2 separate regions of the Homo sapiens genome follow, and region 1 is linked to region 2. A link is an interaction called in ENCODE POLR2A ChIA-PET data of the cell type or tissue named here. Cell type or tissue: GM12878. All regions are shown on one strand. Links, peaks and the distances in the headings refer to the core of each region. The heading gives the core; the rest is flanking DNA.

The links. ChIA-PET counts read pairs that join two places held together with the same protein. Peaks named below come from ENCODE experiments on the same cell type or tissue, not always from the same donor. Only the 100,000 strongest peaks of a DNase experiment are listed, where the experiment ranks them.
Region 1: POLR2A ChIA-PET joins it to region 2 with 10 read pairs; 3 of 35 experiments call an interaction of 5 or more read pairs at or near these places.

Annotation. Positions count from the first base shown.
Region 1 is chr11:66,094,650-66,100,144 of GRCh38, reverse strand. The region is part of intron 1 of PACS1 (phosphofurin acidic cluster sorting protein 1); the gene reads right to left. Among named protein-coding and RNA genes, the nearest start is that of PACS1, 27 kb to the right of the region's middle. RefSeq lists an enhancer at 1-631. In GM12878, for the core only: no CTCF peak of the experiment used is centred there; no DNase peak of the experiment used is centred there; H3K27ac peaks cover 338 bases.
Region 2 is chr11:66,383,517-66,388,751 of GRCh38, reverse strand. No RefSeq gene overlaps it. Among named protein-coding and RNA genes, the nearest start is that of SLC29A2, 14 kb to the right of the region's middle. RefSeq lists enhancers at 2,280-2,574, 5,198-5,235. In GM12878, for the core only: a CTCF peak has its summit at 2,404 (motif pointing left); a DNase peak (open chromatin) is centred at 2,411.

The DNA of each region.
Region 1 (5,495 bases), core at 276-5,275, 290 kb after region 2:
ACTTTGGGAGGCCGAGGCGGGCAGATCACCTGAGGTCAGGAGTTCGAGACCAGCCTGACCAACATGGCGAGACCACGTCTCTACTAAAAATACAAAATTAGCTGGGTGTGCTGGCGGATGTCTGTAATCCCAGCTACTCAGGGGGCTGAGGGAGGAGAACTGCTTGAACCCAGGAGGCGGAGGTTGCAGTGAGCCGAGGTTGCAGCAAGCCAAGGTTGTGGTGAACCGAGATTGCGCCATTGCACTCCAGCCTGGGCAACAAGAGCAAAATTCCATCTCAAAAAACAAAAACAGATATAGGCCAGGCATGGTGGCTCATGCCTATAATCCCAGCATTTTGGGAGGCCAAGGTGGGTAGACCACTTGAGCTCAGGAGTTCAAGACCAGCCTGAATAACATGGCAAAATCCCAACTCTACAAAAAATACAAAAATTAGCTGGGTATGGTGGCACATGTCTGTGGTCCCAGCTACTCGGGAGGCTGAGGTGGGAGGATGACTTGAGCCCAGGAGGCGGAGGTTGCAGTGAGCTGATATCGAGCGACTGTACTCCAGCCTAGGAGACAGAGCCAGACCCTGCCCTCAAAACCCCCCCAAAAAAGAAAATGATATAGAAAGTGATAGGCTGGGCACGGTGGCTTATGCCTGTACTCCCAGCACTTTGGGAGGCCGAGGAGGGTGGATCACGAGGTCAGGAGATTGAGAACATCCTGGCTAACACAGTGAAACCCCATCTCTACTAAAAATACAAAAAAATTAGCCGAGTGTGGTGGTGGGCGCCTGTAGTCCCAGCTACTCGGGAGGCTGAGGCAGGAGAATGGAGTGAACCTGGGAGGCGGAGCTTGTAGTGACCAGAGATTGTGCCAATGCACTGCAGCCTGGGCGACAGAGCGACACTCTGTCTCAAAAATAAATAAATAAATAAATCAATAACTATTAGCCCGGTGTGGTGTCATGCACCTGTAGTACCAGCTACTTTGGAGGCTGAGGCAGGAGAACTGCTTGAGCCCTGGAGGCGGAGGTTGCAGTGAGCTGAGATTGTGCCACTGCATTCCAGCTTGGGCTACAGAGTGAGACTCCATTGAAAAGGGAAGGGAAAAGGGAAAAAAGAAAAGGAAAAGAAAAGAAAAACAATGGCATTACAGTAAGAAAAACAGAGATACCTGGAAGACACCAACATGAGCAGGTGATGAGGGCCAACAACAGCAGTAACAGGGCTGGTTAACAGAATGTGCCCCTTGATGTGATGTGCTGAGACTATTACAGCATCATTTTTGTGATACTTTTGCCAAGAAATCATGACCTGAATTTGGTCATAAGGAAATACTATAAGATCCGCCTTGCCAATCACCCTACAGGATATCTAACGGTTGTGGACAAGAACAACCGGGATGACAAAGGATGATCCCAGACTGGAGGGTGTGAAGAGACGCTGACAGCTAGGTGCAATGCACACTCCTCCCTGGGATTCTGGGACAAAACAGAAATGAGATATAGTTGGGGCAGCAAACTGTGAATGGGGTCAATAGATTGGACAATAGGGTTTTATCACTGCAAATTGTCTGACTTAAAGGAGTATGTAGTGGTTATTTGGGAGTGCCCTTAACTGGCGGAAAATAAACACTGAAATATTTAAGGGTGCTAGGATAGCATGTGCATAACATGGTCTCAAATGACCCAGAAAAAACTGATTTAGAGAGAGAAATAGTACAATAGAGTAAATGCAGTAAAACGTGAACAGTTTGGAAATCTGCATGAGGTGAGAGGAATGTGCAAGTTCCTCCCCATCACAGACTAGAAGAAAACTCTATCAGATACACACACAAACATACAACACACATTCATGCAGAGACACACACACACACATCTGATAAAGAACTTAACCCGTCATATATAAAGAACTTCTACAAATAAATTATAAAAAGACAAACATATTGATTATTCTTACTCTTATTATTTTTATTATTTTTGAGACGGAATCTCACTCTGTAGCCCAAGCTGGAGTGTGGTGGCATGATCTGGGCTCACTGAAACTTCCATCTCCCGAGCTCAAGTGATTCTTGCGCCTCAGCCTCCTGAGTAGCTGGGACTACAGGCGCCCACCACCATGCCCAGCTAATTTTTTGTATCTTAGTAGAGACGAGGTTTCACCATGTTGCCAGGGTGGTCTCAAACTCCTGAGCTCAGGCGATCCACCCACCTTGGCCCCCAAAGTGCCGGGATTACAGGTGTAAACCACCATGCCCAACCTACCTATTTTTAAAATAAGAAAAAGACTTGAACAGATACTTCGCAAAAGAAGGTATCCAAATGTCCAATTAGCAGGTATTCAATGTCATTAGGGAAATGCAAATTAAAGCCTCAGAGTTTCCATTTCATGCCCACTAACATGGCTAAAATCTAAAAGACAGGCACTAAATGTCGGTGGAGATACAGGGCAACAGGAACTATATTGCTCGTATTAGTTATCCACTGTAGCATAATAATACTAGCAAAGCTTAGCAGCAGCTTAAACTAATGCATGTTTATTATCTCACAGATTCTATAGGTCAAAAGCCCAGGCACAGTTTAGCTGGGTCCTCTATAAGGTGCCACCAAGGTACTGGCTGAGACTATGGTCTCATCTGAGAACTGAGTGGGATAGGATCTGTTTCCAAACACACATGGTTGTTGGCAACACTCAATTCCTTGTGGGCTGCTGGACTGAGGGCCACAGTCTCTTGCTGGCTGTGGGTTTGAAGCTGCCCTGAGCTCCCTGCCACAGGGCCGTCTCCATAGGCAGCTCACAACACAGCACCAAAGCCAGCAAGGGAGAGAGTCTCCTCACAAGATGAGCATTACGATCTGACTGGGAATAATCAGGTATGCATGACCATACACATCCTGTCACCTCTGCCATATTCTATCAGTGAGGAGTCAATCACAGGTCCCACCTGCACCCAAGGGCACAGGACTACTAGGCCATAAATACCAGGGGGTATTTATCATGGGGGCCACTTCAGAATCTGTCTGCCTCAGTTAGTGGGAATGCAAACTGATACAATCACTTTGAAAAAATTGGCAGTTTCTTACAAAGTTTAAACATACACCTACTCTAAGACACACCATTCCACTCCAACATATGTACCCCCAAAGAAATGAAAATGGGGCTGGGCGTGGTGGCTCATGCCTGTAATCCCAGCACTTTGGGAGTGTGAGGCAATAGGATTCCACAAAGCCAGGAGTTCAAAACTGGCATGGGCAACAAAGCGAGACTGTCTCTACATTAAAAAAAAAAAAAAGAGAGAGAGAGGGAGAAATGAAAATGTATGTCTGTAAAAACACCTGTGTAAGAATGTTCACAGCGGCTGGGCGCGGTGCTCAGGCCTGTAATCCCAGCACTTTGGGAGGCCGAGGTGGGCAGATCATCTGAGGTCAGGAGTTTGAGACCAGCCTGACCAACATGGAGAAACCCCGTCTCCACAAAATAAAAAAAATTAGCCAGGCATGGTGGCGCATGCCTGTAATCCCAGCTACAAGGGAGGTTGAGGCAGGAGAATCGCTTGAACCCGGGAGGCAGAGGTTGCAGTGAGCCAAGATCACGCCATTGCACTCCAGCCTGGGCAACAAGAGTGAAACTCCCGTCTCAAAAAAAAAAAAAAAAATTCATAGCAACTTTATTCATAAAAGCTAAAAGCTGTAAAGAACCTATATGTCCATCAACAGGAGAATGGATATGCAAATTATATCATGTTTCAATGAAATACTTGGAAATAAAAAAGAATGAACTACTAGCTGGGCGCAGTGGCTCACACCTCTAATTCCAGCACTTCGGGAGGCTGAGGCAGGTGGATCACTTGAGCTTGGGAAGTTAAGGCTGCAGTGAGCCATCACTGTACTCCAGCCTTGGTGACACAGCGAAACACCCTACATCAAAAAAAAAAAAAAAAAAAAAAAAGAAAGAAAAAGATAAAAAGAAAACCAGGCATGGTGGCTCACTTGAGGGCAGGAGTTCAAGACCAGCCTGGGCAATTGGCAAAACCCCGTCTCTACTAAAATAAAAAAATTAGCTGAGCATGGTAGTGCATGCCTGTAATCCCAGTTGCTTAGAAGGCTGAGGCAGAAGAATTCCTTCAACCTGGGAGGTGGAGGTTGCAGTGAACTCAGATCACGCCATTGCATTTCAGCCTGGGCAACAGAGTGAGACTCTATCTCAAAAATTTAAAAAAAAAAAAGAAGAAATTACAAACTTATTGGGAAAATGTGGGTGCTGATGAAAAAGCCAAACAGTTTTCGACAGCTGGAATTCACCAGATAATACCTAAAGATTGTTTTCTAAATAAGTCTGTAAAACTACGTGACTCTCTAAAATATATGTATAACTTTGATTAAAAATAAAAGCAATAATGAGGCCGGGCGTGGTGGCTCACGCCTGTAATCCCAGCACTTTGGGAGGCCAAGGCGGGTGGATCACTTGAGGTCAGGAGTTCGAGACCATCCTGGCCAACATGGTGAAACTCCGTCTCTACTAAAAATACAAAAATTAGCCAGGCATGGTAGCATGTGCCTGTAACCCCTGCTGTTCAGGAGGCTGAGGCAGGAGAATCACTTGAATCCAGGAGATTGAGTTCGTAGTGAGTGGAGATCACATCACTGCACTCCAGACTGGGCAACAGAGTAAGTCTCCGTCTCAAAACAACAACAATTCTCTTTGAAGCAATTGTGAATGGGAGTTCACTCATGATTTGGCTCTCTGTTTGTCTGTTATTGGTGTGTAAGAATGCTTGTGATTTTTGTACATTGATTTTGTATCCTGAGACTTTGCTGAAGTTGCTTATCAGCTTAAGGAGATTTTGGGCTGAGACAATGGGGTTTTCTAGATATACAATCATGTCATCTGCAAACAGGGACAATTTGACTTCCTCTTTTCCTAACTGAATACCCTTTATTTCCTTCTCCTGCCTAATTGCCCTGGCCAGAACTTCCAACACTATGTTGAATAGGAGTGGTGAGAGAGGGCATCCCTGTCTTATGCCAGTTTTCAAAGGGAATGCTTCCAGTTTTTGCCCATTCAGTATGATATTGGCTGTGGGTTTGTCATAGATAGCTCTTATTATTTTGAGATACGTCCCATCAATACCTAATTTATTGAGAGTTTTTAGCATGAAGGGTTGTTGAATTTTGTCAAAGGCCTTTTCTGCATCTATTGAGATAATCATGTGGTTTTTGTCTTTGGTTCTGTTTATATGCTGGATTACATTTATTGATTTGTGTATATTGAACCAGCCTTGCATCCCAGGGATGAAGCCCACTTGATCATGGTGGATAAGCTTTTGGATGTGCTGCTGGATTCGGTTTGCCAGTATTTTATTGAGGATTTTTGCATCGATGTTCATCAAGGATATTGGTCTAAAATTCTCTTTTTTGGTTGTGTCTCTGCCCGGCTTTGGTATCAGGATGATGCTGGCCTCATAAAATGAGTTAGGGAGGATTCCCTCCTTTTCTGTTGATTGGAATA
Region 2 (5,235 bases), core at 1-5,000:
TTTGAGACAGGGTCTTACTTTGCCACCCAAGCTGGAGTGCATGGTGTGATCACAGCTCACTGCAGCCTTGACTTCGGGGGCTCAGGCGATCCTCCCACCTCAGCTTCCCGGTTAGCTGGGACTATAGGCACAAGCCACCGCACCCAGCTGATTTTTAAAAGTTTTTATAGCGACAGGGTTTCACTATGTTGCCTAGGGTGGTCTCAAACTCCTGGGGCTCAAGCAATGTGCTCACCTTGGCCTTCCAAAGTGCTGAGATTACAGGTATGAGCCACTGCGCCCGGCCTATGTTTTCGTTCTTTAGTGTTCTCTTCAACTCTCATTAGTCAATCCCCCATGATTTCAATCCCCTAATCATTCCTTATGTTGGACTTTTGCTTCAATGACTGTGTGGATTCTGTCTCCTGATTAGCCCTTGACTGATATAATACTGTAGTAGTGTTCTTTGATTTTCTTGTTCTTTTTTTTTTGACAGGATCCTACTCTGTTACCCAGGCCAGCAGGCCAGGGTGCAGTGGCATAATCATGGCTCATTGCAACATTGACCTCCTGGGCTCAAGTGATCCTCCCACCTCAGCCTCCCAAGTAGTTGGGACCACAGACATGTGCCACTATGCCTGGCTAATTTTTTTATTATTTTTTTGTAGAGATGGGGTCTTGCCATGTTGCCCAGGCTGGCTGCGAACTCTTGGGCTCAAGCAATCCACCTGCCTCAGCCTCTCAAAGTGCTGAGATTACAGGTGTGAGCCACCATGCCTAGCCCATGGTTGTTTTTAAATCTGTCATTAGGCCGGGCGCGGTGGCTCATGCCTGTAATCCAAGTACTTTGGGAGGCCAAGGTGGGCAGATCACTTGAGGTCAGGAGTTCAAGACCAGCCTGGCCAACATGGTGAAATCCTGTCTCTGCTAAAAATACAAAATTTAGCCGGACGTGGTGGCAGGCGCCTGTAATCCCAGCTACTCAATGGGCTGAGGCAGGAAAATCACTTGAACCCAGGAGGCGGAGGTTGCAGTGAGTCAAGATTGCACCACTGCACTCCAGCCTGGGCAACAGAGTGAGACTCTGTCTCAAAAAAAAAAAATTAAATCTGTCATTAGTTATTCTCTCTCATGTCTTCTCCAAGATGAATTTCAAAAGCAGTTTTCATATGCTATAAAATAACCCTAAGAGTTTAATTATAACATTAAAATAACATGTTAAGTTGTTGAGAAAATAACAAGTTAAGTTGTTGAGAATTTTTTTTTTTTAATGGAGTCTCACTCTGTCACCTAGGCTGGAGTGCAGTGGTGAGATCTTGGCCCACTGCAACCTCTGCCTCCCAGGCTCAAAAGCAATCCTCCCACCTCAGCCTCTCAAGTAGCTGGGACTACAGGTGCATACCACCAGGCCAGGCTAATTTTCTGTATTTTTGGTAGAGACAGGGTTTTGCCGTGTTGCCCGGGCTGGTCTGGAACTCCCAAGCTGAAGTGATCCTCCCACCTCGGCCTCCCAAAGTGCTGGGATTACAGGCCTGAGCCACTGCGCCCAGCCTGTTGAGACTTATTATAAAGCTTCTACCCAGAAACATGAGTTAGCCCCTAAAGGAGGTAATGCTTTTGATGGCTGTCTGCTCATTCTTGCTCATGGGAAGTTGTTTCTTCATATGGCTGTGAGCATGTTGAGAAGGGCTGTGTTCCACCAAAGTGTTCTTGTAGTTGCTTCTGCTGTTTTAGTCTGTTAGAGCTGCTGCAACAAAATACCATAGACTGAGTGGCTTGTAAACAACAGAAATTTATTTCCCAAAGTTCTGGAGGCTGGGAAGTCTAAGATCAAGTCACTCTCAGGTTCTTTATCTGGTGAAGACCTGTTTCCTGGTTCACAGATTGCACATTCTCACGTGTTCTCACATGATGGAAGGCGTGAGGGAACTCCCTGAAGCCTCTTTTATACAGACGCCATTCCATTTATAAGGAATCTACCTTCATGATCTAATCACCCCCCTCCATAGTATCACATTGATGATTATGTTTCAACACATTTATTGGAATAGGAGGACAAAAACTCAGACCATGATATAGAAACAGCCTGGGATTAATTTTTATGATAATGTATCAGCTTGAATTTCCCACGGAATAGACTGATTTAGGCTCCTTGCCCGCCTGGAGATTAGGAAACCTTGTTTTATTCCCAGCCAAGGCAACAGCTGAGATGAGCTTCCCGGTTGCCTCCCTGGCCAGTGGGAAGTTTACTGGTCTTCCTTACAAAGTGATTGCAGCCCTTCAAGGGTTCTGGCTTTGTGCAAGGATCTTATTTCTAATTTATCGACCGTCAAAGCCCGAGATTCCATCTTCCGTTCCTGAATGAGGTTAAAAACCGATCTTTCGCCCTTGGGGAACTCGTAAGCAAATGTTCGACTGCCCCCTTGTGGACACTCCTGGCAAGGCCGAGCTGGTCTTTTTAGCCAAGCTGTTTTTGTTTTTCTTTGAGATGTAGTCTCGCTCTGTTGCCCAAGCTGGAGTGTAATGGCGCAATCTTAGCTCAGTGCAACCTCCGTCTCCCGGGTTCAAGCGATTCTCTGGTGATTAACAAATTAGAGTGGTAGACACCCCCTCCCGGCCATCCATCTATAATCTGAGCTCTGGAGGACCCTAGGATGTGAAATCGTGTGATGTTCTTGGTTCCTGTCCCTCTGCTTATGTGTGTGTGTGTATATATATCTATATCTATATATATAGATATATAGATATAGATATAGATATTTGTTTTGTTGTTGTTGTTTGTTTGTTTTTTAAGAAACATGGTCTTGGCCAGGAGCGGTGGCTCACGACTGTAATCCCAGCACTTTGGGAGGCCAAGGCAGGTGGATCACCTGAGGTCAGGAGTTGGTGACCAGCCTGGCCAACATGGTGAAACCCCATCTCTACTAAAAATACAAAAATTAGCCAGGCATGGTGGCTCTTGCCTGTAATCCCAGTTACTCGGGAGGCTGAGGCAGAAGAATAGCTTGAACCTGGGAGGCGGAGGTTGCAGTGAGCCCAGATGGCGCCACTGCACTCCAGCCTGGGCAACAGAGAGGGACTCCATCTCAAAAAAAAAAAAAAAAAATTACATTAGCTGGACATGGTGATACATACCTATAGTCCCAGTTTCTCAGGAGGCTGAGGTGGGAGGATTGCTTGAGCCCAAGAGTTCAAGGCTGCCATGAGGTATAATCACACCCCTGCACTCCAGCCTGGCAACAGAATGAGATTCTGATTATTAAAAAAAAAAAAAAAAAAAAAAAAGGCCAGGCGCGGTGGCTCATGCCTGTAATCCCAGCACTTTGGGAGGCCAAGGCGGGCAGATCGCCATGTCAGGAGATCGAGACCATCCTGGCTAACACGGTGAAACCTCGCCTCTACTGAAAATACGAAAAAAAAATTAGCCGGGCGTTGTGGCAGGCGCCAGTAGTCCCAGCTACTCAGGAGGCCGAGGCAGGAGAATGGTGTGAACCCGGGAGGCGGAGCTTGCAGTGAGCCGAGATCGTGCCACTGCACTCCAGCTTGGGCGACAGAGCAAGACTCTGTCTCAAAAAAAAAAAAAAAAAAGCCTGTCACATGTCACAGGGCCATGGAAGCCAACTTGAAAGAAATTCCAGCAGCCAATGCTGGAACAATTTGAGCAACAAAGTAAATAGCATGGTATTGAATTATAAGTCAAAGTATGAAATATATCCACATGAGTCTATACTGATCATACTGATATAAAATAATTGAATAAATAAGCAAATAGGGGAGAAGAGACAAATCATCCTTACAGAAGAATTTCAAATAATATGTAATATATAGAGATACTCCTTAATCCAAGAGGTAGAGCTTAGTACCATCCTCCTGTAACTGTAGGCTGGACTTAGCAACTAGCCTCCAAAGAATAGGGTATGGAAAGGACAAATAATAACTTTTTTTTTTTTGAGACGGAGTCTTGCTCTGTCTCCCAGGATGGAGTGCAGTGGCATGATCTCAGCTCTCTGGCTCCCAGTTTCAAGCGATTCTCCTGGCTCAGCCTCCCAAGTAGCTGGGACTACAGGGGTGTGCCACCATGCCTAGCTAAGTTTTGTATTTTTAGTAGAGACGGGGGTTTCACCGTGTTGGCCAGAATGGTCTCGATCTCTTGACCTCATGATCCGCCCGCCTCTGTCTCCCTCCCAAGCTAGGATTACAGGCGTGAGCCACCGTGCCCGGCTGACAAATAGTAACTTTATACTAGATAAACTTGGCAAACGTGACTTAACCAGGTGACCAAAGTCGACATCAAGAATATCTGCATAGGCCAGGTGCAGTGGCTTATGCCTGTAATCCCAGCACTTTGAGAGGCCAAGGCGGGCGGATTGCTTGAGCTCAGGAGTTTGAGAACAGCCCAGGCAACATGGTGAAACCCTGTCTCTACCAAAAATACAAAAAATTAGCCGGGCATGGTGGCGTGCATCTGTAGTCCCAGCTACTCAGGAGGCTGAGGTGGGAAGATGGCTTGAGCCTGGGAGGTGGAGGTTGCAGTGAGCCGAGATCATGCCACTGCACTCCAGCCTGGGTGACAAAGTGAGACCCCATCTCAAAACAAAAACAAAAACAAAAAGAATCCGCAGAGAAAAACCACCATCAGCAAAGTCAAGTGACAAACTAAGAAAAAATTCACAACTCGTATGACACACAAACGTTTAATTTTCCCAAAATAAAGACCTCTTGCCGGCCGGGTGCGGTTGGCTCACGCCTGTAATCCCAGTACTTTGGGAGGCCACCTCTTGCCGGCCGGGTGCGGTGGCTCATGCCTGTAATCCCAGCACTTTGGGAGGCCAAGGTGGGTGGATCATGAGGTCAGGAGATCGATGCCATCCTGGCTAACTCTGTGAAACCCCGTCTTTACTAAAAATACAAAAAATTAGCTGGGCGTGGTGGCAGGCGCCTGTAGTCCCAGCTACTTGGGAGGCTGAGGCAGGAGAATGGCATGAACCCGGGAGGCGGAGCTTGCAGTGAGCAGAGATTGCGCCACTGCGCTCTCCAGCCTGGGCGACAGAGCGGGACTCCGTCTCAAAAAAAAAAAAAAAAAAAAAAGACCTCTTGCCATTCACTATTAAGAAGCAACAAAAAGAGCAACAACCCAGTAGAAAAATGGACAAATAACAGAAACAGTTCTCAGAAAAAGAGGCTTTTAAATAGATTAGCTTGAACCATATATAAAGTTGCCAATATTGACTTTTGACTTATAAAACTGACAACTTT